4 separate regions of the Mus musculus genome follow, and regions 1, 3 and 4 are each linked to region 2. The links are chromatin loops, found by intact Hi-C in ENCODE. Cell type or tissue: left cerebral cortex. All regions are shown on one strand. Links, peaks and the distances in the headings refer to the core of each region. The heading gives the core; the rest is flanking DNA. Region 1 has its middle 23 kb from the start of Apol7d. Region 2 holds the start of Gm4319 (predicted gene 4319). Region 3 overlaps Abca12 (ATP-binding cassette, sub-family A (ABC1), member 12). Region 4 overlaps Spag16 (sperm associated antigen 16).

Region 1 (8,040 bases), core at 1,588-6,587, 450 kb after region 2:
ACAGATTAGTGACTGCTTGTAGGAGTTTGGCTGAAGAGTTGTGAGTCTATGAAGCCTGAGAAGATGAATGACTAACGGCCTTTGGCTCTCTCTACCACCCAGACACTATCCTCTGTTGTTTCAAATGACTTGCAGTAAATATTTTTGTTGCCTGGATTTCCATTATTAAATGTTAGCTAAAGCTAGTTAAAAGACAAAGAAATCTTTTGGAAACCACTGAATTCAATGGGAGTAGCTTTTTCATGCTTTTAAAAATAAATGTTCTTATTCTCTGATGCTAAAAGTTAAATACACTCAGAAATTTGATGCAAGTGACTCTTAGTCTGCATCGCTTTCCCTCCCTTTCCACTCACCATGGGAAGCCCCACCAACAGGCCTCCTGCACTCTGTGAGCCCCTGATGCTAAATATAATTGTCCAAATCAGGGGGACGATCTTTATAGGGATCTACAGCTTGGATAAAAATCCATTAATCTGATGCTTAAAATGGAGAGATGAAACCCGAGGCTCTTGAGACTGACTTCATTAGAACTCTCCTGATTGACATATTAGAAATGCAAACTCAATTGTGCTTAAACAAAATATAATAATTTGTTAAGTCATTAAGTTAGACGTCCAGAGAATGATTTTTTTTTCCAAGCTGGCTGGGTGTAGAACTCAGAGGACATATTTAGACCTGAGACTCTCTAATTTACAGTTGGGTTTTTGTCTAGACCCTCTTAGGCCAGGTTCTTCATGGTCAGAGGCAAGGTATCTCCCAATAGCCTGTCCCTACATTGTTTCATCTTAGCAATCCCACATAAAAGTCAAATTGGTTTTTTTAATTTCAGAAAAATCTGCAGGATTCAGTGGCCTACTGTAGATTTGAGCCTGTTTGTGATCAAATGACAAGAACTAGGGAACTACAATGGTCTGATGGTCCAGTCTGAATCCAATTCCCACCCTTAGGTCAGCGATCCCTGAGCTCATGTATGTAATGAGAAGAATGAATGGCTCTTTACATAGAAACTGTGATGTTCCCTGTCAGGAACAGGTCATATAGTGGAAACAGGAGGTGATATCTAATGGGTTAGTAGTTGACTACATTTTTTTGTTTGTTTGTTTGTTTTTTTCAAAGATTGAACCCAGGCCTTGTACATGTGAAGGAAGCATTTGTCCACTGAGCTATATCCCTAGCATACTGTCTGCTTATAGATCTCCTACCCAAGACCAGCTCTTGACTGGTTCTCCTTACAGAAGCAATATATGCAACAAAGTTGTTAGTAGAATGGACTCATGGGATAGGGAAAGCTACAGTTTGCCTTTATCTAAATGAGATTTTTTTCTCACTCATCTGACTAGATGTGACTTACTCTTTGGCTATTACTCTTTTCAGCTGAGATTATGCTGGAAGGAGATGACCAAGGCATCTAGGCCACCAGTGATGATGGAAGGTTTAGTAGTCTTGCTTGTCAACCTGACTGGTCTGAGAGATTTCTAATAGAACACACCTCTAGAGTTGTCTGTGCTGTGATGGTGTCTTCAGAGACAATCAGATCATTAGGGCTATCATCCCTTAATCAACCATAATATTGATGGAGAAAGCTGTTCTCGGGGACTAAATCTTGCTTTCACTACTTTTTCTCTGCTTCATGGCTGCCATGATGTGAACTGCTTTGATCCAACATGTCCCCCCTTGACTATAATGAGATGGATCCTGTGGTGGGTTGAATATGCTTGGCCCAGGGAGTGGCACTATTAGGAGGTGTGGCTTTGTTGGAGTGGGTGTGGTTTTGTTGGAGGAAGTGTGTGTGTCACTATGGGGGTGGGCTTTGGAGGTCTCCTCCTATGCTCAGTCTCCACTAATTATGGAAGAGAGCTGCCTTAGGATGTTAGTCTTCTGCTTGTCTTTGGAACAAGATATAGAACTCTCAGCTCCTTTTCTAAGACCATATCTGCCTGCCCGCTGCCATGCTTCCTGCTATGATAATAATGGACCAAACCTCTGAAACTGCAAGCCAGCTCCAATGAATTGTTTGCCTTTATAAGAGTTGCTTGAGTCATGGTATCTTTTCACAGAAATGAGACCCTAGCTAAGAAACTCATGGATGAAGACAGACCTTGAGAAAATGCAAGCTAAGATGAACTATTTCTCTCTTAAATCAGGTATTTTGGTCAGAGTAAAGAAGAGCTAATGAATATAGAAAGTACATGCAGAGTTCCTCCTTACTCTCTATAAATGTTCAAAAACATTTACATCAGGAACAAGCCTGCTCGTTTGTTTATCTGATACAACTGTTGGTGCAGCATGGTCTGCTCATTGCTTTGTTCTTTTTGTTGTTGGTGTTTGTTTTTAGTCTTTGAAAAGATGGGACTGTACAAACTCAGTGTTGATCAAAGGGAAAAACACAAGAATTGTCATTCTCTATTTAAATTAAGGGATATAATCGGCATCTTGTTGCAACAAAATAAAAGTGTCTAATTGTTGAATGTAATATCATTTAGGCTCACAGCGGTTCTCAACCTTCCTAATGCTGTGAACCTTTGATACAGTCCCTCCTGTTGTGGAGACCCCCAACCATCAGATTATTCTCCTGGCTACTTCATAACAGTGACTTTGCTACTGTTATGAATTGTAATGTAAATATCTGTGTTTTCTGATCATCTTAGGCAGCCTCTGTGAAAGGGTCATTCAGTGGTCCCCAAAGAGATTGTGACCCATAGGTCAAGATGCACTAATTTAGGATAAATACTCTTCACTGCTTATAAAAATCAATTAGACTTCATCCAACTTATGCCTTAACTCCTATATAAACCTTGGATACTCTGCTTGTGTCAATTGCTTCCATCTTCTTCCTCTCACCTCTTTTTGTTCCTCCAGGAATGTTTCATTTATTGAGTTGTTACTATGTACCCACTGTGTTAAATGGTTTTCACAAATTATCTTATATATTCAACTCAGGACCCTAAAGATGCTATTACTTTTGCAGAAGCACAAAGAAGCTAAGAAGCTTTATCCAATGACATATAACAAATTAGTAAGTGTAGCTTCGAACCCACTGTGACTCTTGAGCCCATGTTCCCAACTATCTTGGCACAATCTCTTGTGGCACTTTTGATTCTGCTTTTGTGTACAGAAAAGGGATTTTTGGAAATGCAACTAATCTTACAAATGTGATCAGTCATCAATTGATTTTGAGTTCATTACAATGCAGATGTGTAATTGAGCCAATATTAACTATTACATGAGTCCTTTAAAAGGCTGGTGGCAAAGGAAAAGTCAGAGATTCAAAGCACAACATTTCAGTATATCGTTTCTTGTTGAACCACATGCAAGGTCCAGAGAGCTGCTTCTAGCTTCTCTGAATGACCTCTGGCAGTAGGCAAAAGAAGCTGACTCTGCCTACAACCTGAAAGAGGTTAGAAGCAGACTCCTCACTAGAGCCCAACACAGCCTAGACTTCAGTCTTCCATGACCCTAATCAGAAAACTCAGTCAAGCCTACCCAGACTTCTGACCTACTGAACTATAAGATTAAAAAAAAGAGAGAGAGAGAAAGAAAAAAATTTGTTTTAAGTTGTTAAGTTTGTAGCAATTTGTCATATAGCTATAGAAAATTTATATGAGATCTTTTGTTGTTAAAGTCGGCTAAGCCATGTGAAATGGCTAATATCGACTGCTGTGATCTGCAAAAGAAATTATTATTTTTTAGGTTCCATGTAATATTATCTGGGGGTGGGCTGGTGAGATGGCTCAGTGGTTAACAGCACTGACTTCTCTTCTGGAGGTCATGAGTTCAAATCCCAGCAACCATATGGTGACTCACACAACCATCCATAATGAGAAAACAAATAAAAAACCTAAAACCTATGGGCCTGAGCAAGAGGGAAAAGGGAAGGGGTGGAAAAATATTATCTGGGGGTGTCCAATATAATATTGTTTCCTTAATGCAGTGTCATAGACTTAACATCTTAGGAAGACATCAGAAATGTCTATGGACTTATTCAATTCGTTGTCTTTTACTCCCAAGAATGTATGCACCAAAAACTGTGCTGACAGTCCATCCATCCATCACACAGCACAGCTACTGTCCTCTGGTCCTTATCATAGTGCCTATTATGGTCTGGGTTTGTTCTCACAGAACTACTAGAGAGAAAAGATATTTTTTCAGTTTAGACTATAGGTCAGGGCTTTAAAATTCTCATTGTCAAACAAAAGAGCAGTTGGAAGGAAAAAAGGAAGGAAGGAAGGAAGGACATGAGCAAGCAAGCCAACAAGTAGTTAAGAAGTATGGGAAGTTCTCAGGCACAGAAATACAACCCAGTTGATGAGATGGGAATTCAAGCCATCTTCTCAAAACAGCTCATTCAAACCAGGAAGACGCTGGGTGTGGTGATGAACAGCAGTAATTCCACTGCTAGGAGACAGAGACAGGATTCTGAGTTCAAGGCCAGCCTGGTTTACGTAGCAAATTCCAGGCCAGCTAAGTCAATCTGGTGAGACGCTGTTTCAAAAAACAAGTGAAAACAAAAATAAGACATAAATCCTTAGCTGTGCAAGAACTCAGCAGTTGTGTTTTTGTTATAAAACATTTTTTAAAGTTATTTAATTTTTACAATGAAGATCAAAAGCTGAATTCAACACAAGTAGGTGGAAATTTTGACCCCAGGGATATGGCTTTGAGGCAGTCAAAACCAAACAGCTCCTCCTAGTTGTCATGGAGGGGATGACACTATCAACTCAAGAGTTTCTGCGGAGTCTAACTAAAAGACGTTAAGAGCCAGTCACAAGTTCTGACCACTGTCACTTGAAGGGCTGTACATGAAGGTTACCTCATCCATGCAGGCAACCAGAAGCTATAGTTGATTCAAAAATTATGGCCAGTTCACTACATCCAGTCAACTTAGTAACTATTCATTGTTTTCTTCTAAGCTCTGCCCCACAGTTACTGGCAGCAGTCAGGTGTGCCTGACTCACTATAAAAGGGGCTGTTTGCCCTCTCTTCACTCTCTTATTCTCTTGCTCTTTTACCCTCTTCCCCACCTCTGTTCCTTCTTTCTCCCCATTCTCCTCCCAACTCTTTCTACTTGCTAGCCTCCCCTCCTCCTCCTCTTCCTCTTTCTCTCTCTCTTTCTCTCTCATCCTCTCATCTTTACTCCCTTCCCAACTCCCCTCCCCATACCCTAAATAAACTCTATTTCATATTATATGCTATGTGTCTATGGCTGGTCCCTCAGGGGGAAGGGATGCCTCAGCTTGGGCCAGCAGAGGAACCCCCTTCCCCTGTACCATAGTGCATCTCTACCAAACATATCCCTAGATTCTTTCTCTTTTTTTTATAAACCACAACACTTACAACTACCTTTGCTTATTAATAGTAGAGTCTATTCTTGGAGCGACTTTTGTTCACAGATTTCCTTTAGTAAGTTTTAGAATCAGCCAAATCCTTTTCCCAATTAAATCTGAACCTTATGTTGTACTGTTTAAAGAACAGCTAGCAAAGGGATACGAGCATAATATTCATTCGGAATGCATGCAAAGAGCTTTTAGAAATATGTATAGAAAAGAGATGGTTGTCAAGTACTCAACTTTGTAAGAACGTACTCCAAGTGTGTGCCTCTCTTTCGAATACATCTTATCACAAGCAGATCCACGCTGTATAGTTAGCTTATTCTACTAAGAAGAGAAATGAAACATTTTCAAAGGTTTACTTCATTAAGAGATCCAGTTCCCCTTATAGAGTATTAGACTTGAAAGAGACATGGAAGTCGCTCAATATAACTCAAGCATGAATATGTTCCCCTTAGGCAACATCACCAAACACTTTTATGGCTTTTGTTTAACCACAATAGTACACATCAGCCTGAATAGCTCTTGCGGTTAGAATGCTGTTCACCCTTACGCTGAAATAAGATGCCCATTTGTATAATTGCTATCTACTGTCATGGAAGTCAAACTGCACTAGAGAGCATAGCTGCTTTGCTCTCCTCTTGCCAGTTATTATTTAGTTATAGGTCTTTAAGTCACTGAAAACTCTCATCCTATACAATTACATTCTATATTGCTCATCGGTTTGGAGGTCCAGAGAAGCAGTTCCTAGGAACCGGATTTTAATTCTCAGATGGCTCAGTAGACTCCACAGCTACAGTGAAGGTTAAATTAACATCGATGGTCTACTTGTCAGGATCTGGAATCATCCAGGAGACAAGTCTCAGAACAAGCCTGTGAGAGATTACCTAAATTAAGTTATTTTAATGAGGTGGGAAGGCTCATAGGGAGCGTGCATGCATACTTGCATGTGTGTGTGTGTGTGTGTGTGTGTGTGTGTGTGTGTGTGTGTGTGTGAGAGAGAGAGAGAGAGAGAGAGAGAGAGAGAGAGAGAGAGAGAGAGGGTGCATGACAGCATTCTATAGGCTGAGGTACCACACTACATACAATGAAAGAGCAAGCATCCATCTCCCTCTGCTTCCTGACTGTATGTGCACTAAGACCAGCTGCTGCACACTCCTGTTGCCATGGCTTCCCTTCAAGACAGACTACACCCTGGGAAACAAAAGGCATCCTTCCTTAAGTGGCTTTTGTCCCGGTATTTTCTCACAAGACAACTTGTTAAGTCTCAAACAAATGGCTGAGAAGCCTATTTAACATACCAAAGCCGACATAGCCCCCAGGTTCTCAAGGAATCCCTCAGCCTCTGCCTGGCATACCCCACCCCCCTACCCTTAAACCCAGGGTCTGGGCTGCCCTTCCCCCAGCTGCCCTTCCCTATATTATCCAGCCACTCTCTGGGTCAGTGTCTTGGTCCAGGCTGCCCTTCTTGATTGGCAGCTCCTCTCCCCTCCATGTGCCCTCCCCACCCCCTTCTCGGGACCCAGCTTAGTCTGATCCTGTCTACTCTAGACTCTCCCAGATGTGTCTGCCTCTGGCTCTGCTCTCCCTTTCTCCTCCACCACACCTAGGAGTAGTCACGTCTTTTCCTTTTTTTCTTTCTTTCTTTTGTTTTTCATTCACAAATAAGTAGTACAGTTGTTTCTAAAGTTTCTTCTTAAACAACTACCATAGATTCAGATTACAGAAATGAGCTATACTTTTTTGGAAGTGCTTTTTGTTTTAAATTCCTCCAGATATAAATGTTAAAGCTAAAATGTCAAAGTATGCAACAGTAATATTAACATAGCAATCCTGGAGGTAAATGTTAAACACATGCACACACGTCTTTGCAAAGAGCACCTGCAGATGTAAAACCAAGAGTGGCTTTTGTTATAGACAAACCTACTTGAAAAGTAACATAAAATCACTTTATATAACATATCTTGGCATTTTTCTTTTTTAATTTGCAAAAAACAAACAAACAAACATACCCACCACCACCAACAACAACAAAAACAACAAACCAGTGTATTTCTGGAGAACACGGCTAGTAGTTGTTATGTCTGTGTACTTTGAGTGATCATATTTCTCTTGCTTCTGGTGATTTTCTGTGAGCAGGTCCTATATGTCTCCTGGCCCATTTTCTCACACTGTCTGTTCTCTGGGAAAGTGAAGAGACGTATCAGATTTATAGATTTGGAAAGCACTACAGAACAAGCCCGCTCATTTGCACTGTCTTTCTCTACCTAGGTTGGAGGTATTGCTCACTGGGATCTTCGTTGCCTTTCTCTTCATTCACAGAATTGGCCTTGCTTGCAGGACTATGTGTTCTGTGGGGCCACGACTACCCAACAAGCTATGGAATAAGCAGGTGGGACACCCAAGGTCATGCCCTTCACTCAGACTTGTTTTATTCCCTCAGGGAGCCACTTTCTCTTCCTTGGGCCCCACCCTTCCTTCTCTTGGAACTCCTCCCAGAATGTGCTGTTTTAGGTGGTACATCCTTCAACTCCCTGGATGCCAAAGTGGGAAAACAATGAAAATATGGTTCATTTACAGAGGTATGTGGTAGGGAGGAACAATCAAACCTCTTTCTGCTGGCTAAAGATAAAGTTTCAGCTGGAAACTAAAACAAATTTAGGCTATGAACCACATTTCTTGTTAAGGAGTATGCTCCAACATCCCAGTTATG
Region 2 (8,040 bases), core at 1,415-6,414:
TTTCATAACAATTTTCATGTGACGGCTAAAACATTACACAGTCGTTTCTCCTTGACAAGAAAAGAAGCCCGTGACATTGTTACTCAATGTCAAAGCTGCTGTGAGTTCTTGCCAGTTCCTCATGTGGGAATTAACCCACGCGGTATTCGACCTCTACAGGTCTGGCAAATGGATGTTACACATGTTTCTTCCTTTGGAAAACTTCAATATCTCCATGTGTCCATTGACACATGTTCTGGCATCATGTTTGCTTCTCCGTTAACCGGAGAAAAAGCCTCACATGTGATTCAACATTGCCTTGAGGCATGGAGTGCTTGGGGGAAACCCAAACTCCTTAAGACTGATAATGGACCAGCTTATACATCTCAAAAATTCCAGCAGTTCTGCCGTCAGATGGACGTGACCCACCTGACTGGACTTCCATACAACCCTCAAGGACAGGGTATTGTTGAGCGTGCGCATCGCACCCTCAAATCCTATCTATTAAAACAGAAGAGGGGAATCGAGGAGGCTTTACCCCGAGTACCAAGAGTGTCTGTGTCTATGGCACTCTTTACACTCAATTTTTTAAATATTGATGCTCATGGCCATACTGCGGCTGAACGTCATTGTTCAGAGCCAGATAGGCCCAATGAGATGGTTAAATGGAAAAATGTCCTTAATAATAAATGGTATGGCCCGGATCCTATTTTGATAAGATCCAGGGGAGCTATTTGTGTTTTCCCACAAAATGAAGACAACCCATTTTGGATACCAGAAAGACTCACCCAAAAAAATCCAGACTGACCAAGAGAATACTGATGTCCCTCGTCTTGGTGATGTCCAGGGCGTCAATAATAAAGAGAGAGCAGCGTTGGGGGATAATGTCGACATTTCCACTCCCAATGCCGGTGATGTATAATGCTCAAGTATTCCCCTGCTTTTTTACCACTAACTAGGAACTGGGTTTGGCCTTGATTCAGACAGCCTTGGCTCTGTCTAGACAGGTCCAGACGACTGACACCATTAACACTTTGTCAGCCTCAGTGACTACAGTCATAGATAAACAGGCCTCAGCTAATGTCAAGATACAGGGTGGTCTCATGCTGGTTAATCAACTCATAGATCTTGTCCAGAAACAACTAGATGTATTATGGCAAATAGCTCAGCTGGGATGTGAACAAAAGTTTCCGGGATTGTGTGTTACTTCCATTCAGTATGAGAAATTTACTAGGGCAGCTAATTTGTTAAAAAGTCTTTCTCAGTATATGTTACAGAATTGGACGGCTGAATTTGAACAGATCCTTCGGGAATTGAGACTTCAGGTCAACTCCACGCGCTTGGACCTGTCCCTGACCAAAGGATTACCCAATTGGATCTCCTCAGCATTTTCCTTCTTTAAAGAATGGGTGGGATTGATATTATTTGGAGATACACTTTGCTGTGGATTAGTGTTGCTTCTTTGGTTGGTCTGTAAGCTTAAGGCCCAAACTAGGAGAGACAAGGTGGTTATTGCCCAGGCGCTTGCAGCTCTAGAACATGGTGCTTCCCCTGATTTATGGTTATCTATGCTTAAGCAATAGGTCGCTGGCCACTCAGCTCTTGCACACCACGAGGCTAGTCTCATTGCACAGGACAGAGTGAGTGTGCTTCAGCAGCCCGAGAGAGTTGCACGGCTAAGCACTGCAGTAGAAGGGCTCTGCGGCACATATGAGCCTATTCTAGGGAGACATGTCATCTTTCAAGAAGGTTGAGTGTCCAAGTGTCCTTCTCTCCAGGTAAAACGACACGAGAGCAGGTCAGGGTTGCTCTGGGTAAAAGCCTGTGAGCCTAAGAGCTAATCCTGTACATGGCTCCTTTACCTGCACACTGGGGATTTGACCTCTATCTCCACTCTCATTAATATGGGTGGCCTATTGCTCTTATTAATAGAAAAGGGGGAACTGTGGGAAGCCGCCCCCACATTCGCCGTCACAAGATGGCGCTGACAGCTGTGTTCTAAGTGGTAAACAAATAATCTGCGCATGTGCCAAGGGTATTTCTCCACCCCATGTACTCTGCCTTCCCCGTGGCAACAACTCGGCCATGGGCTGCAGCCAATCAGGGAGTGATACGTCCTAGGCGAAGGATAACTCTCCTAAATAGGGACGGGGTTTCGCTTTCGTTTTTGGGTTTGAGTTTTGCACTCTTGCTCCTGAAGATGTAAGCAATAAAGTTTTGCCGCAGAAGATTCTGGTTTGTTGTGTCTTTCCTGGCCGGTCGTGAGAACGCGTGTAAGACACATTTATCGTCTTTCTTCTTGGTTTTAGAATATCTTCATGTATCAAGTGTAAACATTAGGTTTATTTATACTCCAGTACATATTATATGTGTAGTCTAAAGGCAGCTAATACTTTAAAAAAATAATATTTATTTACTTATTAGTTATATATGTAAGTAGCTGTCTTCAGACTCACCAGAAGAGGGCGTCAGATCCCATTATGGATGGTTGTGAGCCACTGTGTGGTTGCTGGGATTTGAACTCAGGACCTTTGGAAGAGCAGTCTTTAAGTGCTCTTACCCACTGAGCCATCTTGCCAGCCCCTAATGCATTTTTGTTTTCTTTAAACTCCAGCCCTAGAGGATCCCACAGTGTCTTCTGACATCTTTGGGCACTAGGCAAGCACATGGCACACAGACATGCAGGCAAAACACCATGCGCATAAAATAAATTTAAAACGTATTTTCATTCTATATGTATGAATCTTTTCCCTGTACGTATGTTAGTGTAATGTATGGTACCTGAAGAGAGACCCTGGAACTGGAATTACTGACAGTTGTAAGCCATCATGTGGATGCTGCCATCATGCAGAGTTCTTTGCAAGAGCAGCAAATCTCTTACCTGCCGGGCCGTTTCTCCAGCCACTGATTTTTTTTTTTAAATTTTTGAGACAAGATCTTGGTAGGTAATTTAGATTGGCCAGTTAGCCCAGGTTGGCCTCAAATGTGAAGATCTTTCTGCCTCTTATTCTTATGTTTCTTTTTTATTATGAATGTTTAATCCATGCTAATAAGCACCCGTGTCTGTTTGCTGGGTATATCTCCTTTAAAAGCACATGAATAATAACATTGTACCTTCAGGTTATAAAAGTGAAATGAATCTAAAGAACTCAACAGTAGGACCATTATCAGGGGCTAGCAGCTTCCTTTGCTAAGCATGTATCTCATTTTATTTTGTGTTTGAGACCAAGTATTCTGCCTAGACTGGTCTTGAACTTGTGAGCTCAAGTGGTCCTCTCACCTCTCAGCCTCCAAGCAGCTGGGACTTCCAGTGTCCACTGTCACATCTGACTAGGCACTTATCTCTTGGAGTACCTACTGTGTGTGGCTGTACTAGTCGTGAAAATAAAACAGTCTCTGGTCTTACGGAATCTATATCATTACTACCGTCATTATTGTTAATCTAATTTGAATTATTTTGGTTGTGAGCCTAGCCCTTAATGTCTGAGCCATCTCTCCAGACCTAATTTGTGTTATTTTTGAAGAAAGCAATGAGGTATTGTTTAAGAACGGATAGCGATCATATTTTTATTTTATCTGGAAAAGCAGGCTCAAAATTTTAGTTTTGTTTTCGTTCCTTTGCAGGAGTAGATAGTCACCTCTAAAGACCCGTTAGGATCGGAGCCTGTTGACGTCCCCTCAGCCCCAGACCTTTTTTTCCCCTTTCCCACAGCCCTGCACTGTTGTTCCCCCCCGCAGAGCTCAGTCCGCGCTGCCTGCTCACAGGCTTCAGTGATGAATTCTGCTGTGAGCACCGTTTTCAGTAGAATTGCCTACATAATCAGAAATTATTATCGATGTTCTCAACTGTTTACTAATGTGGCAGTGAGTATGATTTGTGCTCTAATGCTCCCCCCCCCCCCCAAAGCCCATTTACGTTGTAAATGTAGCTCTGCGCTGACTCCCGAGTTCACCGTGCTAACCGCAGCTCGGAGGACGGCCAGCAGATGGCAGCAGAGACTCATGGATGTGCTTCCTCACCTAGGAGTCAGCGCTCTTGCAAAAGGCTTTTCAACTGTGCAGACTCTAAAACCGAACGTATCCCCCACCCCTTATAAACATCTCAGACATGTATACGACCATCTCTGTATGTTTAACAGACCAGGAACTCTCTACCCCTCCACCCGAGGCATGTTAAGTGATCTGTCTGGTACTGTGTGTGACCAAGTTTGCTTATAGAGGTCACATATCCCTTCAGAGATGCCAGGACATTGTTGCTGATTGACCCATAATATTAGCTTGGCAGTGATTAACAAGAAGGTAAGATGGTCCCTCCCTTGCTGGGGGTGGTTTTCAGCATTCATATTCATAGGTGTGTTGACAGTTTGTAAATGAATTTTGTTTCCTTGCCTTTTTTTTTTTTTTTTTTTTTTCCTCTGCAAGGGTTACTGGGATATAGGCTTGTTGCCCAGGTAGAAGTGAAGACCCTCTCTACTGTCCCTGTGGTTTCTCTACAGGGTCTTCTTGAAAAAATACTGTTTATGCTGCTTGATCCACAGAATGCAGGCCACTCCATGCCCTGTGTGGATTTTCCAGCCAGTTTGACGGGCAGGGAAATTTGCAGGTTCATAGAAATTCACAATAAAGCGTATTTTCTAGTGTCAGCTCTCAGATAAGCCAAAGTTTCAAAGGCAGCAAGGGGTGTCGTGGCAACTATGTGGATCTGCTCCGGTAAATGGTGGCATCTCCTGTGCTGGACCTGGTTCTGTAAGTTTCAGGGCCAGGGAAAAATGAGACAGAACAGCTTCCCAAGTTATTGGGCCTTCAAGATGGTGACAACAGAGGATTATATCAAGTCTAATCTTCTGAGGAGAGCCACAAGTGACAGTACAGGTTTAGTGTCAATGAAATCAGTTTTCTCTTTCCTCTGCCCCCTTTCTCTGTGTATGTGTGTATGAGAAAAGAGGGTGGGGCCGGGGTAGTAGGAGATGATCTTTCTTTTCCTTTTCTTTTTAAAGATCTATCTATCTATCTATCTATCTATCTATCTATCTATCTATCTATCTATCTATTTATTTTATGTATATGAGCACACTGTAGCTGTACAGATGGTTGTGAGCCTTCATGTGGTTGTTAGGAACTGAATTGAATTTTTAGGACCTCTGCTTGCTCTGTCCGCCCCACTCGCTCTGGCCGGCTCCACTCTCTCAATCCCTGCTTGCTCCGGCCCAAAGATTCATCTATTATGCACTGTAAGTACACTGTAGCTGTCTTCAGACACACCAGAAGAGGACATCAGATCTCATTACGGGTGGTTGTAAGTCACGGTGTGGTTGCTGGGATTTGAACTCAGGACCTTCGGAAAAGCAGTGAGTGTGCTCTTACCTGCTGAGCCATCTCGCCAGCCCTGAGGATTTTTCAAAATTCTGCTTTTGTTGTATATACTCTGAATGGCAGCAATTTCTAGCTTTAGCATTATTGGCATTCTAGAACAGGATTCTTCATTGCGGGCCGTGATCGGTGGTCCCTTCGGATGTGCTCAGCGGCGTCATCGATGTTCGCTGCATCCTAGTTGCCAGCTCCCAGTCTGCCACGGCTGCTGTGAAAATCAAGACATATCCTTTAGACACTGTCAAATATCCCGGTGGGACAAGATCTCCCTGATTGATGTCCCCTGCTTTAAGGTTTAGAACACTTCCAAGGACAGCTTCATCTCCTCTCTCGCTTCCACCCTGCAGGGCATAAGGAAAATAATAAAGGCCCGTAGGGGTGGAATTCCAAACATCCACCGCGGGCAGATCTATCTGTGGAGTTTAAGGCGCACCCTGACATTCTGCACATGCTCCGTTTGTCCCAGTTGCCTTGCGCGGATATACTTTCCTCGCGATGTCTGTTCTCTGAGCTCTGAAAATGTATCCTTTAATCTCGGGCTCAGAAAACCCCTTGACTGTGGAAGGAGACACCAAAGGCCTTCCAGTGACAGGCAGGGAGAGGGCGGTTTGGATTACTAATTTGCTTTCACTTCTTAGCCTGTTTTTCCTTCCCAGGGCTGTTCCTCTGTAGACCTTGAGTATGAATAATTCCGGGTAGCCTGAGGGGAGAAGCAGGAGGCCGCCTTGTAGGGCTGTTTGTACTGTAATGAAATAGAAAGTTTAAAAGCCTAAGTGAAGCCTGTGCGTTTGGAAATGGCGGGAGGTCCAGCATGCGCTTTAAAAATTACTCAGAAAACTGACAAACTCTTGAAGGTGGGGAGAGAAATTGCCTACTTCACTTTTGGAAGATGTCCCTCCCCACCCGGGGTTGAACAGCCCCCACACATTGAGCCGGAGCACAGGGCGTCCCAACCAATTAAATACTCATGGAGATGCACTCTTAACTCTATATTTGAGTTGTCAACGGGAAGGCCAGACTAAGCACGAGGTTGTCTAGGAACTTGCTAGCCAGCTGTTTGAGAGATCTGAGAGCTACTATTTTGTACGCAGATAGATACCGGACTGAGGAAAGTTGTTCAAATTACGTGACAAAGAGGTCCAGGCTTAGAGATTTGAGTGCTCTGTGGGGTCCTTAGTAGGGCTAACTAGCTGGAGCTCCTTCTTGTCAGCAGCCTTGAAGATGGACAGGTTATTATTATTATTATTATTATTATTATTATTATTATTATTAAAATTAAAGTGTTGCATAGTCACACTGAATTAATTGTAGCTATTCACTGGTGAGGGTTGGGGGTGGTCCCTTCAAGGGTGTGAGCTCTTTGATGAGAATGGACTCCTAGCAAATAGAGCAATGTAAACACAACTTGCTTTAAGCCAAGAAAGAGATGGGGACAAAGCCTAGAGTAGGTCAATTAAAATCACCACATTAATGAAAAGGCAAACTGATAACGTATAGTTTTAGTAAAACAAGAAAAACAATGCACAGTGGCAGAGAAGTTTTGCTTCCTAGTCTTTCCACTTTCTTTCTTAAAAAACAAAAAACAAAAGCAAAAAACAAAAGCAAAAACCAAAAAGCAAAAACCAAAAAACAAAAACACCCTCTCAAAACAAGCAAGCAAACAAAACCATACAACAACAACATCAAACAAAACAAAACACCCTAAATAGTGACTGGAGAGTTGGCTTAGTGGTTAAAGCTTTTGTTGTTCTTGCAGAGGACTTGGGGTTTGACCCACCACCCAGTGGAGATTCACAGTCATCTGTAACTCCAGTTCTAGGATGCCTGACACCCTCTTCTGACCACAGAGGGCATCAGGCATAGAAGTGGTACACAGACAAAACACCCATATAAAACATAAAAATGAAAAAGACTGAAAAATCAGCTGTGTGGTGGTGGGGCACACTTTTAATCCCAGCACGTGGGAGGCAGAGACAGTCGGATGTTTGTGAACTCAAGGTCAGCCTGGTCTTCAGAGTGAGGTCCAGGACAGTCAGGGCTACATAGAGAAAACTCTGTCTCGGAAAACAAAAACAACAAAAGTTTTATGTGGCATTTATTTAGATGTCTGTGTGTCTGTATGTGCATATGTGTGAATGCTTGTTCCTGTGTATGCATGGACCCAGAAGAGGACATCAAGTGACCTCCTCGATCACCATCGGCCCATTCCTTTGACACAGGGTCTCTTCCAACCTAGGGCTTGCATTTTCTCAGCTAGATGAGAAGCCCTCGAGCTCCAGTGATCCTTTTGTCTCTGCCCTCCCTTCAGTTATCCCTGGAATTATTGGTATTTGCAGGACTCCCAGCTTGTTGCATGGGTGCCTGTATTCAAACTCTGGTTCTCAGGATTGACCAGCAAGTATTCTGCACTATTCCTCTAGATCACCCTTTTGTCTGGTTCTCAAGGGGGGTTCTTTGCTTTTGGAATTAACGCAGCACATTGGTGTTTCAATCTGTTGAATGTCCATAGAGCGACAGAGAGCCTTATTTTTCTCATGACTTCTAGAGGGAGCAATGCTTTCCTCCCTCTAGAAGGAACTGATTGCCAGGGAAGCCACAGTTAAGTGTAAATGGATAATGAGTGGGAGATGGGGAGAGAACAGGATAGAGGCTAGAAGGGAGATGCTGAGATAGACTCCGTGGATTCCTCAA
Region 3 (8,040 bases), core at 1,558-6,557, 830 kb after region 2:
TCTCTCTCTGTCTCTCTGTCTCTCTCTCATTGTAGTATTTTTAGCAAGGGACTTAAGTATTTTAAAATAGACTTAGAGAGTGAGCTCTGTCTTTCCTATATGTCTAACGGGTTGAGCATTTTGAGGCCTTCCAGGTGAGATGTGCTGGAACAATCACCACTGTTCATTTTCTTCTCAGAGCCTGCTGTCCCCGACAGCATTCAGCTATGCAAGCCAATATATTGCACGGTATGAAGAACAAGGCGTTGGTACGTTCAATTTCTTTAAAATAGGGTTTTATCTCTAAGTGTGATGTGTGCCAAGGAAGAGTAAACACCTGTGTTCAATTTCTAGGTCTTCAGTGGGAAAATATGTACAAATCCCCTGTTCAGGATGACACCACCTCATTTGGCTGGCTGTGCTGTCTAATCCTAGCAGACTCCTTCATTTATTTCTTTATTGCTTGGTACGTCAGGAATGTTTTCCCAGGTAGGAACCTGCACACATGCTTCTTGTGGTTGTCATTGCTGTAAGTCAGCTAATACACATGCACTAGTAGTTGGCTGGCCAGACTAATCTGTGGAATGGTATAATAATATAAATAACCTGAATTAACCAAATTGTTCAGGTTAAATTTGTCGCTGTGTCTCTTGTCTCACTGTCCTTTTAAAAACAAGTAAATTCAAAATTGTGGGATAGTATCAGGTCCAATCAGTCTTTGCAAATAGAAGCAAAACCTGTGTCTCTTAATGTTATGGATAATGAAATGCATCCTACGACATAGACTGGCCTCTGTCTTTGGATCTCAAGCAGTTATCCTTTCTAACACGTTTAGGTGTTTTCCCACTAAGTGTTATTGATATGTGTGCATTTTCAGTGCACGGGTGAATAAGTTCTATGCTTTCATTTGCACAAAATGTTTATTTAAAAAGTGACTGTCTTGAGACAAAGCATATCAGTGCTGGTGTGGGCCTTGGGGTAGGACCCAACGAATATGGAAAGGAACCCTGTGAGAAAGCTGTGGAGATACAGAAGTAGTTTAACACTAGACCATGGTGGTGATGCTTGCTTTTGTAAATGAACAAAAATTATTCAACTGCACTCTTTAAAATGGGCCAATTTATAACTGTAGTGCACTGACATGGCTTTATCAAAGAGATGATCTTTTTGGCATTAGTTTGTAAACTGAACTTACCCTTTGAAGTTATTTAGTATTACACAAAATGAAGTCATTTTCTGAACCATTCAGGGTTTCATTGTTTAGTTAGTAATCACTCTTTTTCATGTATTCTCATTACAGGGACATATGGAATGGCAGCTCCATGGTATTTTCCCATCCTTCCTTCCTATTGGAAAGAGCGCTTTGGATGCGCAGAGGTGAAGCATGAGAAAAGCAATGGCTTAATGTTTACTAATATCATGATGCAGAACACCAACCCTTCTGCCAGTAAGACAAGTAGGTCAATAGCATGTACTATTATAACAGAAATTATACTAAAATTACATAACTAGTGGGTTTAGGTACATTTTTCTAAATGAAATTATTATCGTCCCTTTAGTCATGGGTGAGTATGTCTACACATATGTGTTTACATCCTTACAGGGACTGAATTGTGCCTTCTTCTGGGCTCATTAGCTCAGTTGGTTAGCATATGCTGCCAATTAAGCCAAAACTGTACATCCCTTTGTGGTCCAGTTAGACTCACGCAGAGAAAAATGTTGTTCCTTGCCCACAGTCCGCATCCCTTACTCTGGCCATCTGCTGCCAGTCATGGGAGTAACCAAGAAACAAAAATGGGTAATGTAGCATAACTCACAGCTGGTGTGAGAAAAAGAGTGCCTTGCTGGTGACCTGGGGTGATGCTATTGTCTCTATAAAGACCCCCTGTGCAAGTGGTGTTGTGGTGATGCCTGAAAGGAAAATTATCTGCATTCTGTAAGCCATAGACCCGAGAAAACTGTGCTACTGTAAAACCACAACTTGGAAACATTTATTTCATAAATTGATAATATCCTTCCCAATCAGAGAACAAACCTTCTGGGTTATCTTTTGAATATTTAAGATCTGCTGGGGAGGGGAAAAAAGAGACTTTAAAATTATGATACTGCATTCGGGAACTGCTCGTTCCAACAGAGAAGGCTGATACAATAAACCCTAGAGAATGTGGTTTTGTAGTCCTGCTCATTGTGTAAGCAGGTCAGAAGGAAGCTAGAGAATGTAATAAATCAGTTGCTTCTGAACTCTTTAAACTTAAAGATCACATTTATATAATCTCCAGTTTTTTAAGGAAAGTCTAACACAGCTCTATTAATTCCTTAAGAGCTTACAACTCTTCTCTTGGTCACTCTAGGTCCTGACTGTGCATTTCCCTCCAACATTGAACCTGAACCTAAAGATCTCCAAGTTGGAGTTGCCCTTCATGGGGTCACAAAGATCTATGGCTCAAAAACAGCTGTTGAGAACCTCAATCTGAACTTCTACGAAGGGCACATTACATCACTGTTGGGGCCAAACGGAGCTGGCAAAACCACAACAATGTATGTTATTTTTCAACTAAATGTCAAAGAAGGATATTATTAATGAACAATAGCTTTTTAAAGAATAAGGACTTAAACAAAGAAGAAAGCAGAGCTATTATGACCTATGGTTCATATGGTTCAGCTTGCCCAGGAATGAAATGAAATCTATCCCAGCGATTCCACACTGAGCTCTAAGTCCATCTTAGGCCAGCACGGGAGAGGTTTATTTGCTGCATTTAGTTCTGGCTTCGCCTATGTGCCTTAAAATGTTTAATTCAGTATAGTTTTGAGATAATAGTAAGTATACTTGGCATGTCTTAGATCAGTGGCTCTCCATATTCCTAATGCTATGACCTTTTTATACATTTCTTTATGTTGTAGTGACTCCCCCCACACCATAAAATTATTTCATTGCTACTTCATAACTGTAATCTTGGTACTGTTATGAATCGTAATATAAATATTACATATGCAGGATATCTGGTATGCATCCCCCAAAGGGGTCGAGACCCACAGGTTGAGAATCACTGTCGAGCACAGCGCACTCTGCAGCACAGAGGTGCATGTCGAGACAGGAGCTGTTGGTAGGGTTCGCTAGTACCATTCTGTTCAAACCACACGTGCTCTCTGGCTCATCCCTGGTCTTGGATCTGTACTGCTACATTGGTTAGTATGTCCATCTTTATTTGTATTTCTACCCAGGCCAGGGATGAGTCTGAGTTTGCTCACCCTAGCCTGAACACAGAGCACCCTCTGTCCTGCCACAGGAAGCATTCGCCTTGATTCATGGAGAAACAAAGAACCCCCAGCATCATATAGTCAAGGTCCAAAGCAGCACATGAGCTGTTCTGTCTCTCAACTGACTGTCCTGTGTCAAGATAAAGGGAGGATTGGGATGCCAGGATTCTTAGGTTATTTCACAGTTTGAATGTTTGCTTTGATGTGGAGCCTCCAGGGTTCTGCCAGTGCATATTTGCCATCAGTGTTAAGATGCTGTTAGACTCAAGCCCTTAAGGACATGTCTCACTTTGTCCGCATTCTGTTTTTAATCATCTTGAGTAGGCTCAGTGACTGCTCAAATGCTGGCACCAATATATTTTTCTAAATACCTAGAGACAAATGAAGGTCGTGATAAGAGTAAACATGCAGCCACTTATTTGTACAACCCATTAAAAGCCAGGGTTGGCGCTCTAGAACGGAACACTTATAAAGTACATTTTTCAATAGGAAATAAGAGGCCAGGGGAGAAAAGAGAGAGCGAAGGTGTTTGATGAGGTTACAACTTCAGCTGAGAATGCCCTATTTTATTGGCCTATATATATAAACCTTTAAATATCAAGAAGAAACGTGTTATTTGTATTTTAATGGATGGTATGAGGAAATTACACACTATCTTGATTCATTATTTAGGACTATGAGAGACTGGTGAGAAATCTGGTCCTTCTCTAGACCTTCTGTGGATTATGTTCTAATGGGGAGGAGATGGTTTCTAAATAACTTCCAATTGATTAATCACTTGAAAGGTGTTGAGAGTTTTCTAGGTCAAAATATTTTGGCCATTATACAGAGAATGGCTCTGTGGAGACCAAAAGAGGTAGGAGGATCAGGAAGCAGGTGTGCGGTGATGTGATGGCTGCTGCCCCCTGGTGGTAGCACATGTTGATGGTACGACCAAGAGACAAAGATGCAAACATGACTTCTGAAATACGGTTTTGTCTCCAAAATAGCTAGACTAGAGGCACACGCCATTATGCCTGGCTCAATATTGTTTTTAAATGTATTTGGTGCATTAAAGTTGCATTTTAATTTTTGAACTCCATTTCGAAAAGAAAAAAAAATATTTTGAAGACTTTCGAAAGAAAGAAAGAAACAAAGGAAGAGGGAGGGAGGGAGGAAGGAAGAAAGGAAGGTAGGAGGGGAGAAAGAAAGAAAGAAAGAAAGAAAGAAAGAAAGAAAGAAGGGAAGGGAAGGTAAGGGAAGGGAAGGGAAGGGGGAAGGAAGGAAGAAAGAAAGAAAGAAAGAGAGAGAGAGAGAGAGAGAGAGAGAGAGAGAGAGAAGGAAATATAGTTTTGTGCAAACAGTATATTAATTTATCAGCAAATGATAGAGGCAAAAGCGTTTAGTACCATGGGCAGACCATACTTAGTTTGAGGACCTCGTAAGGCGTCTTATGAAGGTGAAGCATTGTCTGTTGGATTCACAGCACACATCTGGGTGTAAGTGATAGCATCTAGTCCGGAGACATAAATTGGAGATTTGCCAGTATATAAATAGGATTCCAAGGAAACACAGTAACTCTCAAGGAGAGAGTGTCCCTTCAACTGGAAAGGCCCCTCAGCTTTAACACCATTACCACCACCACCACCACCACCACCATGTAGTATTCACACAACAGCGAAAACAACTGAAAGCTTAAAAGTCAGTCCCATTTCTTTCATTTCTTCTTAATGTGTTTTTCTTTCACAGCTTGACTTCGTTTGAGGAGAGGCATTGCAAACCCCCTCTCCTTTGGTCAGCATATGAGTTACGCTTAGTCTTGCTGTCTAGCTTGAGTGATTGGTCCATATCTAATTTCTCACATCCTCATTTCCAGCTCCATGCTGACTGGGCTGTTTGGTGCCACAGCGGGTACCATTTTTGTATACGGAAAAGATATCAAGACAGACCTGAATACTGTTCGGAAAAACATGGGGGTCTGCATGCAACATGACGTCTTGTTCAGTTACCTAACCACCAAGGAACACCTTCTCCTGTATGGCTCCATCAAAGTTCCTCACTGGACCAAAACACAGCTCCATGAGGAGGTTAAAAGGTGAGTTAGTCCAGAAATAAGAACACAACTGGCTAAGCTCTTCCAAGGACATATACCATGTTGGGCAAGTTCTGGTAGCAATAATGATGGGAAGCATTTTGCTTTGCTTCCTACCTCTCTGATAACATACACATTTAGCATTATTATCCTCTCCAGACAGTCATACACGCACTGTTCAACTCTGCCCTGGTGCCTTGTATGTTGACCCAGATCTTTTGTTTTCACTTCTGCCTGGGCACGACATCTCATAGCCTCTTAAATGGACTTCCTGCTACTGCTCTCCCCAGTCATGGATTCTTATCAGCGAGTTGTCAGAGTGAGCTTTGTCAATGGCAAATCAGACCATGTCATTCCTGCCACCACTTGAGTGGCTTTTGCCACACTTAGTATGACATCCCATAATGTCATTAGCAAGGCCTACCAGACCACACAAAACATGCCCTCCATCCCACATCTGACTACATTGTTTCCCATTCTCTATTTACTCTGGTCTGGGAATATAAGCTACTCATACACTTGATTATTCACAACTGATTTCTGCCACAAGTCCTTTTGTTTGTTTTTCTTAACTTACCATATGTTTCCTGAGAGCCATTTGGACACTCCTGGCCAAATGAACACTTTCCAGTCATTGCTCATCTGACTTTTTAGTTTATTAATTGTGTGCTGATTACCACTTGTTATATTATAAATATTCTTGAGATTATGCTTATCATAGGAATTTCTTCACCCTCTGCACACATGTGCAAACAATCTCTTTATGAAAAAGATATCTTTCTATTCGTTGCTCTTTTCTATGACATAATCTGATACAAAAGTACAATGTTCTAACTATCTGTCAAACAAGTGGACTATATACTCTCTTGTGGTTTTTCTTTTCTTTTTTTTTAATTAGGTATTTTCTTTATTTACATTTCAAATGTTATCCCCTTTCCTAGTTTCACCTCCGAAAATCCCCTAACCTCTCTTCCCTCCCCCTGCTCCCCAACCCACCCACTCCTGCTTCCTGGCATTCCCCTATACTGGGCCATAGAACCTTCACAGGACCAAGGGCCTCTCCTCCCATTGATGACCGACTAGGCCATCCTTTGCTACATATGTAGCTAGAGCCACGAGTCCCTCTATGTGTTTTCTTTGATGGGTGGTTCAGTCCCAGGGAGCTCTGGGGTTACTGGTTAGTTCATATTGCTGTTAGTAATTGTTAGTTCACTCAGGATGATGCCCTCCAGGTCCATCCATTTGCCTAGGAATTTCAAAAATTCATTCTTTTTAATAGCTGAGTAGTACTTCATTGTGTAGATGTACCACATTTTCTGTATCCATTCCTCTGTTGAGGGGCATCTGGGTTCTTTCCAGCTTCTGTCTATTATAAATAAGGCTGCTATGAACATAGTGGAGCATGTGTCCTTCTTACCGGTTGGGACATCTTCTGGATATATGCCCAGGAGAGGTATTGCTGGATCCTCCGGTAGTACTATGTTCAATTTTCTGAGGAACCGCCAGACTGATTTCCAGAGTGGTTGTACAAGCTTGCAATCCCACCAACAATGGAGGAGTGTTCCCCTTTCTCCACATCCTCGCCAGCATCTGCTGTCACCTGAATTTTTTATCTTAGCCATTCAGACTGGTGTGAGGTGGAATCTCAGGGTTGTTTTGATTTGCATTTCCCTGATGATTAAGGATGTTGAACATTTTTTCAGGTGCTTCTCTGCCATTCGGTAATTGTTAGTTCATATTGTTGTAGTAATTATTTTTGTGACAATAATTAGATGACAAATGACAATAAACCGTATCATGTTTTCGGGAACTGTATTGCACCTCACTGAAGACGTATCCACTGATTGTGAACACAATAGCACCATTCACTATTTTTTTCTTGAAGGACTTTAAAAGACACTGGACTGTATAGTCATCGCCATAAGAGAGTTGGAACGTTGTCGGGAGGAATGAAGAGGAAGTTGTCCATATCCATAGCTCTCATCGGTGGCTCCAGGGTAGTGATTTTGGATGAACCATCCACGGGCGTTGACCCATGTTCTCGCCGAAGCATATGGGATGTCATATCCAAGAACAAAACTGGTATGAATCATTTTCCTAACTCTTCCATGGCACAGTCATAACTCGACCCTCAGGGCTCCCCAAATTCAAGTTGAAGCTTTTCTGTATATAACACCTTCTAAATATCTGAGGTGAGATCATTTTTTTCCTAAGATTTCTCAGTGAAATTTCTGGGTCAATTAGTTAATACATATCCAGGACTCACTGTGAGTTAAATTTATCGAGCCTTATTGAGAGCCTACAGGAGTCTGCCTAGAGAAGCATGGAATCTAATTAGAGATACCAAACGTACACAAATAAAAATAAACCAAAAACACACCAAATAAGTGCTAACAGGATGTGAAGCAGAGAAGTAATCAGACTGGAGTGGATTAATCAGAGAGGAATATTCAAAAGTCTTTTAAATTACCATTTTTATAGTGAAGGAAGGAGAGAGAGCACACTGAGACCACAGAGGTAAAACTCTGACAAGTGAGAAGTAGCTGATGCCCACAGAAAATGAAGGACATTAGCTATGAAGCTTGATAAGTGCCCGTGTGCTGCTAAATTACATATAAGACCCCCTCCTATATATTTAATAGCAGTCTTCTGAATTTCCCTTTGATCGCTATGGAGGTTCACGCACCTCAATTAACGCTACCCTTGTCCCAGAAACCCCAGGATTTGCTCTT
Region 4 (8,040 bases), core at 1,253-6,252, 1.9 Mb after region 2:
AATTTCACAATTCATGGAACACGAGAAGTTAAGCTGCTGCCTACATACAGCTGTCATCCCTACCATCTAGCATCATTCAAACAAGAAGGTACTCTGATTGATAGCAAAAGAGATAGTAAAAACCAAGCCAGGCACAAAGCCTCTGATAGACAATGATGTCGGGCCTATGAGATACTCTACTACTGCAATGGTAGCCCAACACTTGGGGGGGGGGGTAACCAACCTATATATGATTTTACGTAAAGCCCTCCTGATGAGACAAAAGCTGTACCAGACAGTTCTTACATGATCAAGGAAATGAGACTAGATAGCCCAAGTACTTAGTGTAAAGCCAACTACTACTGTTGTTAAAAAAAAAAAAAAAAAAAACAGCAATAAAGCCACTCCTATTGACACTCTGCTATTAGCATAGATCAGTGCCTTGTACATCCCTCACCAGACAGGGTTCCTTCTGCAGCAGATGGGAGCAAATTCGGAGTTCCACAAAGGCAATGGAGAGAGAGAGAGAGAGAGAGAGAGAGACAGACAGACAGACAGACAGACAGACAGACCTTGGAACACTTCATCTTTAAATGGGATGTTTCCATCACATCCCTTTCCCCAGAGCTCAGGAACCCCACAGAAGAGGTGGGAACACAAGGATAGATGTGACTCAGACCTTGTATTTAATGAGCTTATGACATTCCTAGGGTTTGCTATTTTCTTACCAGAAGAAAAAAGAAGTCCAGTAGGCTTGAAAACAGTATAGTTTTTGAGAAAACTGGGCCTACATTAGGATCTTGAGGAAAAGAGCAATAATGAAATTTAGTAATATTCCCCTTGTGCATCAGACTGTGCCAAGTGCTGTGCATAGATCAGGACTATTTCCCCATGCAACAGTCCTGAGAATTTATGAGACAACTTATCCCCGCTCTCAGACATGAGTGTAGACTCTCACAGATGAAGAAAAGTGACAGGCCAGGCTCTTGTCATCTTTACACCAAAAATATGTCTGACTCGAAGACTGCATCAGTAAGCAACCAGATTTAGTGACTTAGTGAAGAAAATCCTCAAGGCTTTCTCTCTGCTACATATAACATTTTACTATTAAATAATTAACAGTAGCAGTTACAGCAGACACGGCATTCCACTTGACACATACCACAAAGATTTATTTATCTTGACCATATCACAATCTACTGCAGAAGGAAGTTAGGCCACTTTGTGCTTCAGTTGCCAAAGCTGGAAGTCACCCTTCCATTTGGATTTCACTGATCTTAACTCAGTCATATGCTCTCCATTCAACCACAGGGGTACAGTGGGATCAACTGTCCTGTGTATAAATGAGGAAGTTTCACTGGGGAAACACAGAGTTCTCCTCATTTGCACTTGCAATTCATGACACACATCAGATACTCGCTCCTCAAGTGCTAACTGCTATCAACATTTAAGCCCAGTCTTCCAGAACAGATGGATCTAAAGGCTTACTCTCCAATTGAATTTCCTTCTGCAATACTGATTGAATATTAAAAAAACAACTAATACATACATATAGTGTGAGTGAATAAAGCATACTGTGTCTGATAATTAAATAACTCAAGATGACCTACTTTCTAAAAATATGCATGAGTTAATTTTTACAATGTTGACTCTTCAGGAATATCATTTTTAATGGGCAGTGGGAATATGTGAAATATTTTTCTCATAGCTTTACTCTCATGCGTTACTTTTAAGACCTGACAACAATAATATTTAAAGTACATTATTGTCCCCTGTGCTAAGTCTGTTCACATAAACGTGACAAATCTTACCAAGAACAGAAGTAAAACACACATTTTTTTTCAGATAATATAGAGTGGAATGGAATTGTTTTATAAGTGAATGTCAAAATAATCTTTTCAATAATCTGCTGGGGGCTTTGGATTGGGGCAGCATCTGTCGGTGAAGACAGAGCAGGATTCCACGGCTCTAGGTAGGTGTCGAATCCATGTGCTTGCAAAGTTGGACTCTTGGTTTTATACTTTCACCAAATACAAAAGTTACCCTGCGTTATTTTGTAAAGTAACAAAGTGATATACTTATCTAGTGTTGGGCCCCATTTTGGCCCTGGTTTGGGCCTTGAGGACAAACCTAAGCCTGGCTTGAGTGGTCATTTCTGTATCAGGATGACTCAGCAAGACCTGTTTGGCCCTTCTTCTGCCCTGCCGTTGCTGATGTAGAGCTTTGCCATTGGCCCTGTCAGTCATTCCATACCCTCCGTCACCCTTTCCTGTTTCCTACGTCATCTTATCCCACCAAAAATCCCCCTCCCCATGTCCCCAACTTATGTCATCGAGAGGCTGATGCCATGAAGTTCAGTTTCTGTGTGTTTCTTTTGGGCCATCAACACGTGCCATCCCGCTCAGCCCGGGAGAGACAGGGACCTCTCTCTTCTTGTCTGAAGTTGGCAATCTAGCATCCTTCAGACTATGGTCTCAAGCACTATTTAAATAGCCGAGTAGGCAATTTACACAGAGGCAAGTTACTATGGGATATTAAACATAGGGCCATTTATCCTTAATTCATAAATCAGCGCATACGGGCAGGATGCCGTAAGCTCCGTTTCTGCCTCAGGCAGTGGACGCAGAAGAAAATGTAGTGTCGTGAAATTGTTTAAGCCACTAATCCCACTGCTTTTATTTATAGAGAGCTATGGGGAGATGCATTGCTGTTTCTCACAATGAGCATTAAATATTCGGCAGAACATCCCAAAGCCGGACACCTTGTTTACATTCAGAACTACACGGATGGTAGCCAACGGTGTCCTGCTAAAGGTCATGGTCAACTAAGAACATCAGTAGCCTGCTAATACACTGCATCTGCAGACGGCTGCAATCCTGCATTCCAGTAGCCCAGGGCTGCAATAAAGGGGGCACTGATAGGGCAGGCTCTACACGTTAACTTCCTAAAACATAGGCGCTAGGGCTCTGCCATGGGCACCTGTATTGTCCGCAGTTGGGGGAAGGTAGGAAGGAAATAGGCGGATCCTCTGGGCCAGCCTCTCCAGCCAGAACACCAGGAAGCTTCAAGCTCAATCTTAAGGAAACAAGGCAGAGAACAGAGAGCAATCAAGGAAGGCATCGAACACTGAAAAGCAATTCTGTAGATGTTAAAGGGTTTCTAAATATAACCTAAATCTAAAGAAAAGAAGATGCAGAATCCTCTCTGTGTGTAAAATTTATTTTTAAAAGTCATGAATTTGGCAAACTCTTAAAAATAATATATGCATCTTAAGACTTAAGAATAGCTGCATAGCATACATTTAAAAAAAAACGGTTATTGTGTTCCTTTGTTTCTCAGCTTGTGACTCCCTGTTTAATTTGGGGAAAGCTGGGGCTTCACACCAGCTTCCGGGTGGTGAATGATGTATAACTCAGACATTACAATGGGTTCTCTCCTTCTCAGCACCGCATTGACGTGCAGGACCCAGGGTGATGGCTGAGCTAAATTCTCGAGTCCAATCAAGAAATACAGGTTAGAGAAGCTAACCATTACTCATTAAGCATACAGTTGCCAGGTGATAACATTCGTGTAGTTGATAGAGCACATGTCCCCGAAATCAACTTACAAAAGAGACATCTTCATAACTAACATGCCATAGTCAAGAAACCCAGTAAGGTGAACAGCAGCTGTATCAAGGATTCTAATATGTGCACCTGAAATGGTGGCTCTGAATGGCTTCGAGGTGTAACCTCTAGTTCCCACTGGAGTGAGGTTACATTCCCACCTCCTGGTATCATCCATTTCTCTCCTTCAATAGTGTAAAGACGGTTCAGTGCACGTTCCTCTCATCTTTCCACTCATTCATCATTTTCAGCAACTGATGAATTACTTTCCACAGCCAATTCATCAGTCTTCCGAGTAAATGCAAAGGGTTTTTTTCCCTTATCGATGCACGATCGCCATCTAGTGGTAACCGTGAGGTAACATCGGGATATTCTCTAAAATGAGTTACCTATGTTTTTTTCCCCCCAAGTTTTCAACAGGAATCCCACTAAGGCACTTATGGAAAGTACAGTCATACAGAGCCAATTTAATGTAAGGAATATCTGGCAATGATGAGTGTGGGAATAATAATATCTTGACTTGATAAAGACTAAAGCTTGGCTGGTGTGTGTGTGTGTGTGTGTGTGTGTGTGTGTGTGCAAGCATAAGGACCTGAGTTCAGATCTCGAGGCTCCAGGGAAAAGCTGGGGCATTGCCATGGGTACTTGCATTGTCTGAGGGGCCAACCTCTCCAGCCAAAACACTGGGAAGCTTAGTGTTAAAGGAACAGGCAGAAGGCAGAGAGTAATCAAGGAAGGCACCCAACATTTTCCTCTGGCTTCCCATGCAAATGACTTCATGTACCTGCACATAGACGAGCACGCCACCTGCCACCCCATGCGCAAGCCCAAACACACTCAAATTGCCCACAAAGAAGAAAAATCTAATTATTTAGTAAATAATAGTTAAGGAAAAACAAATGCAGCCAACATGTATGGAATAAACCATACCTGGAGATTAGCTTTCACTACACCTTGAAACCTTGAAAATCAGAACAAGCAGTTGCTTGCTTCAGTTTCAACTTGATGATTGTCTATGATTTTACCCTTTGACTATACGCTGCTGCAGTCACTCAGTTTTGGATTCACAGCGTCCGATGGTCATCATTTCTGACAGTTTCAACACCTGCTTCTGTTGTCATTTCAACACAAGGTTTGGGAGATTTGTGCAAACATGTGTAGTTTGGGAGGCTGAAGGGCTTGGGCCTATGTAATCATCTAAAGTGTGTTTCAATATCTATGATCTCGTAACATATAAAGGTCTTTAATGTTGGCTTCTCTGCATTCTCCCTGTCTTTCAAACATGTGCGTCTTGTTTTCTCTAGAAGCAAATTCCCTGACAGGTTATTTAATATCAACTTATTAATTCTAAACACATATGCTATTGAATATAACACACATATATGAAACAATAATGGTTAAAGAATAAGAGATCATGAATTTAGAGGGCATGAATAAGAGGGCAGAGGAGGAAGCCGGGCGGTGGTGGTGCACGCCTTTAATCACAGCACTTGGGAAGCAGAGGCAGGTGGGTTTCTGGGTTCGAGGACAGCCTGGTCTACAAAGTGAGTTCCAGGACAGCCAGGGCTATACAAAGAAACCCTGTCTCGGAAAAACAACAATCAATCAATCAAACAAACAAGCAAACAAAAATTAAGAGGGCAGAGGAGGGATAGATATGTTATAAATATAGTACTCATGTATGAAGTTATCAAAAAATAAAAATTTTAAATAAAAAAATCATGAATGTCCTAAAGCTTTTAATATGCCCAATTAATGAAGTAGAAGGTCAATCTACTATACTATTTGAATATATTTAATGTTATTAATTCCTCTACTTGGTGTAATTTTGATTACTTTACAGACTATATCTCCAAGGTTTTAGTATTTTAGTCTAATGGCTATGAATTTAGTCATTAGTGAGTCTTCTTTGAAGGTCTTCTGTCTGCTCTATTTTTGACTCTATTATTTGAAACTTCAGGAGACATTATTTATTTTATTTGTAGCGCTCCTCTGCCTAGTGCTAACACTGTGAAATCTGTTACACTGTTTATGTGTTTGAGATGTTTGCTGTCAATTTAGGAACAGGAAACAAAGACAAACTTTGGATAGTCAGGTGAACTGTCATACTAAATGGGAGGGCACTGTGGAGGCTGGAAGAGGCTATCAGATCCCCTGAAGATGGAGTTTGAAGCAGTTATAGCCCACTTGACATGGGTGCTGGGAACCAAACCAGTAAGCACCCTTAACTGCTGACCCATCTTTCCAGCCCCAGTGTCTGAAAAATTTTTGGGTTAAGTCAGTGTGCTAGAATAAAAGTAGGCCCTGCTATTTACTGCTCTTGGCTGTCACAAGAACTTGGCTCTACGATCCTATTTCTCAAGATACCACAAACATAATAGGACTTGATTCTCATGTTGGTGTTGGCCTGGAAGCTTCCTCCTTGTTGGAAATCATGAAGACGGTTGTAGGAGGAAATCTTCAGCAGGATTACCCAGCTGTGAAAGGTGTGAACTACAGTAAGGACCAGTGTGGCAACTAGACCCACACGTGCAACAGTGGTTCAAATGTTATGGAAAAACCAACTGTTCTCTGATGGGATTCCAAGTTCACTCCAGAGGAAGACATCCATGCTTAGTAGTGTAGATCTGATCAAGAACTCAAGGGTTGGAAACTCATAGGACTAAGGGGTAAACCTGCTACTAATTCTGCTAAATGGACAGCATATCAAAATACTCTTTACGTTTCTATCATTGTACCATAACATATTATATCCTTCCAACCTCATTAGATAATGTCCCTTTGCAGTCAATTGTGGTTAACAGAGAAATGCGTGATTGATCAAGATGCAGATAATAAGTGTTAGTGGGATGTTCAGTCACAAACAGGACAACTTCATCACAGCCAAGACTGAATAAGATAATTATGGGATCCAGAGGCCATGGAGGACAAGGACCAGGGTGAAATGTTGTCTTCTTGGTGTGACAGGACAGCTGCACTTGTGCATTTACAGCTGCGTGAGACCTGCACACAATCAACCCAATCACTATTCTAGCACGAGGGGTCCTAAACCTCCAACCATAACTAAGGATAAAGTGACAGTCCGTGGCTACTCTGGAAGAGTCAGTTTTATTCAAAGTGAGGCCCCTGGTAGAGAAATTACACTCCAGTGGACTGGCCCATATTTGTGTCTATAAGAGCAGGGCAAACTGCATTCTGGGGTAATATTAGAAACACAACAGGAAGCTGAAATTGGAAAGGGAGGTAGAGGTGTACCTAGAAGAAGGTTTAGAAAAGAGTTGATTCATCCTATAATTATGTTTTGTAAAGTAGCTCTGAAGTGGGCTAAGAATGTATCCAGCAGAAAGCTGTAGAAGCCAATTGAAAAGAGCAACACACATTGATTAGAAAATTTACAAGTTCATTTTTATATAGCTAGAACAGGATGGAAGCCAATGCTAAGACATTCTTCACCCCAGGTCTTGTCTACAGAAGAGAACACAACCACAGCTGGCCGTGAGAAACAGGACGAGTGCAATCCTTCCCTGATCGACTCCATCAGGTCAGGCTGTACTACAATAGAATGGTTAAAACAAATTTGTTAAAATTTGGTCATTTTTGTACACGTATATAATGACTTTAAGTCTTCTGTGTGTGTGGGTTGTTTTGGTGGGTTTTTGTTTTGTTGTTGTTGTTGATGGTGATGTTGATGATGGTTTGTTTGTTTGTTTGTTTTGTGTGTTTCGTGATAGGGTTTCTCTGTGTAGCCCTGGCTGTCCTGGAACTCACTCTGTAGACCAGGCTGGCCTCAAACTCAGAAATCTGCCTGCCTCTGCCTCCTGAGTGCTGGGATTAAAGGCATGCGCCACCATGCCTGGCACTTTAAGTCATTTTTGTCACATGCTATCTCCCACTAAGACCTTTCTTCTTCCCAACAAGTTATATGAGTGTACACACACACACACACACACACACACACACACACACACACACAGAGAGAGAGAGTATTATCAACAAGATATTTTTTTCATAGACTAAATTAAGCAGGAAAAGTGAAAAACCAAATGTCACAAATTTTACATCTCAGAAATCACGAATCTCTATATCTGTTTTTTACATGCATACAATCTCCAGTGGTAATGGACATATATTAAGTACTATAAAATGTTGGAGTTCTAAACTATAAACTTTTTTAGAATTCATCTCTACCCCAAGAAAATTTAAAAAAAAACCCGAAAACATTTTTTGGTGGTTGTTTTTAATAATCCCCTTTCTTCACCTATACCAGAACATTTGCCATTTAAATCATTCACTTAACAGTGTGGCTCCCCCATTACTTTCATCTCATGCACTGTAAAGACCATACAGCAACATCCACAACCCTCCTGCCATAAGAAAGAACTGAATGGCAATCCCTATTAAAAGTGAATAATGATGTATCTAACCTCATTTTAATTTCAGTAATTGACTGGGGAAA

What was found. A loop is a pair of places that touch in the nucleus more often than their neighbours do. Peaks named below come from ENCODE experiments on the same cell type or tissue, not always from the same donor. Only the 100,000 strongest peaks of a DNase experiment are listed, where the experiment ranks them.
Region 1: it touches region 2 in a loop (2.9-fold over the local background); 10 of 42 quality-filtered maps call a loop at or near these places.
Region 3: a loop joins it to region 2, with 4 times the contacts of the local background. A loop is called at or near these places in 27 of 42 quality-filtered maps.
Region 4: it touches region 2 in a loop (3-fold over the local background); 9 of 42 quality-filtered maps call a loop at or near these places.

Annotation. Positions count from the first base shown.
Region 1 is chr1:71,672,262-71,680,301 of GRCm38, reverse strand. It overlaps Gm46094. Among named protein-coding and RNA genes, the nearest start is that of Apol7d, 23 kb to the right of the region's middle. In left cerebral cortex, for the core only: a CTCF peak has its summit at 4,686; no DNase peak of the experiment used is centred there.
Region 2 is chr1:72,119,775-72,127,814 of GRCm38, reverse strand. Gm4319 (predicted gene 4319) reads left to right here and starts at 4,057. Exons shown (of 3, transcript NR_166632.1): 1 at 4,057-4,278. In left cerebral cortex, for the core only: CTCF peaks have their summits at 2,437 (motif pointing right), 3,753 and 3,965 (motif pointing right); a DNase peak (open chromatin) is centred at 3,976; H3K4me3 peaks cover 352 bases.
Region 3 is chr1:71,285,809-71,293,848 of GRCm38, reverse strand. It overlaps Abca12 (ATP-binding cassette, sub-family A (ABC1), member 12), which reads left to right. Exons shown (of 53, transcript NM_175210.3): 25 at 179-248; 26 at 334-468; 27 at 1,280-1,435; 28 at 2,331-2,517; 29 at 5,093-5,311; 30 at 7,194-7,390. Among named protein-coding and RNA genes, the nearest start is that of Gm39659, 37 kb to the left of the region's middle. In left cerebral cortex, for the core only: a CTCF peak has its summit at 4,142 (motif pointing left); a DNase peak (open chromatin) is centred at 4,146.
Region 4 is chr1:70,266,208-70,274,247 of GRCm38, reverse strand. All of the region lies in intron 12 of Spag16 (sperm associated antigen 16), which reads right to left. Among named protein-coding and RNA genes, the nearest start is that of Gm23879, 320 kb to the right of the region's middle. In left cerebral cortex, for the core only: a CTCF peak has its summit at 3,928 (motif pointing left); DNase peaks (open chromatin) are centred at 2,752 and 3,902.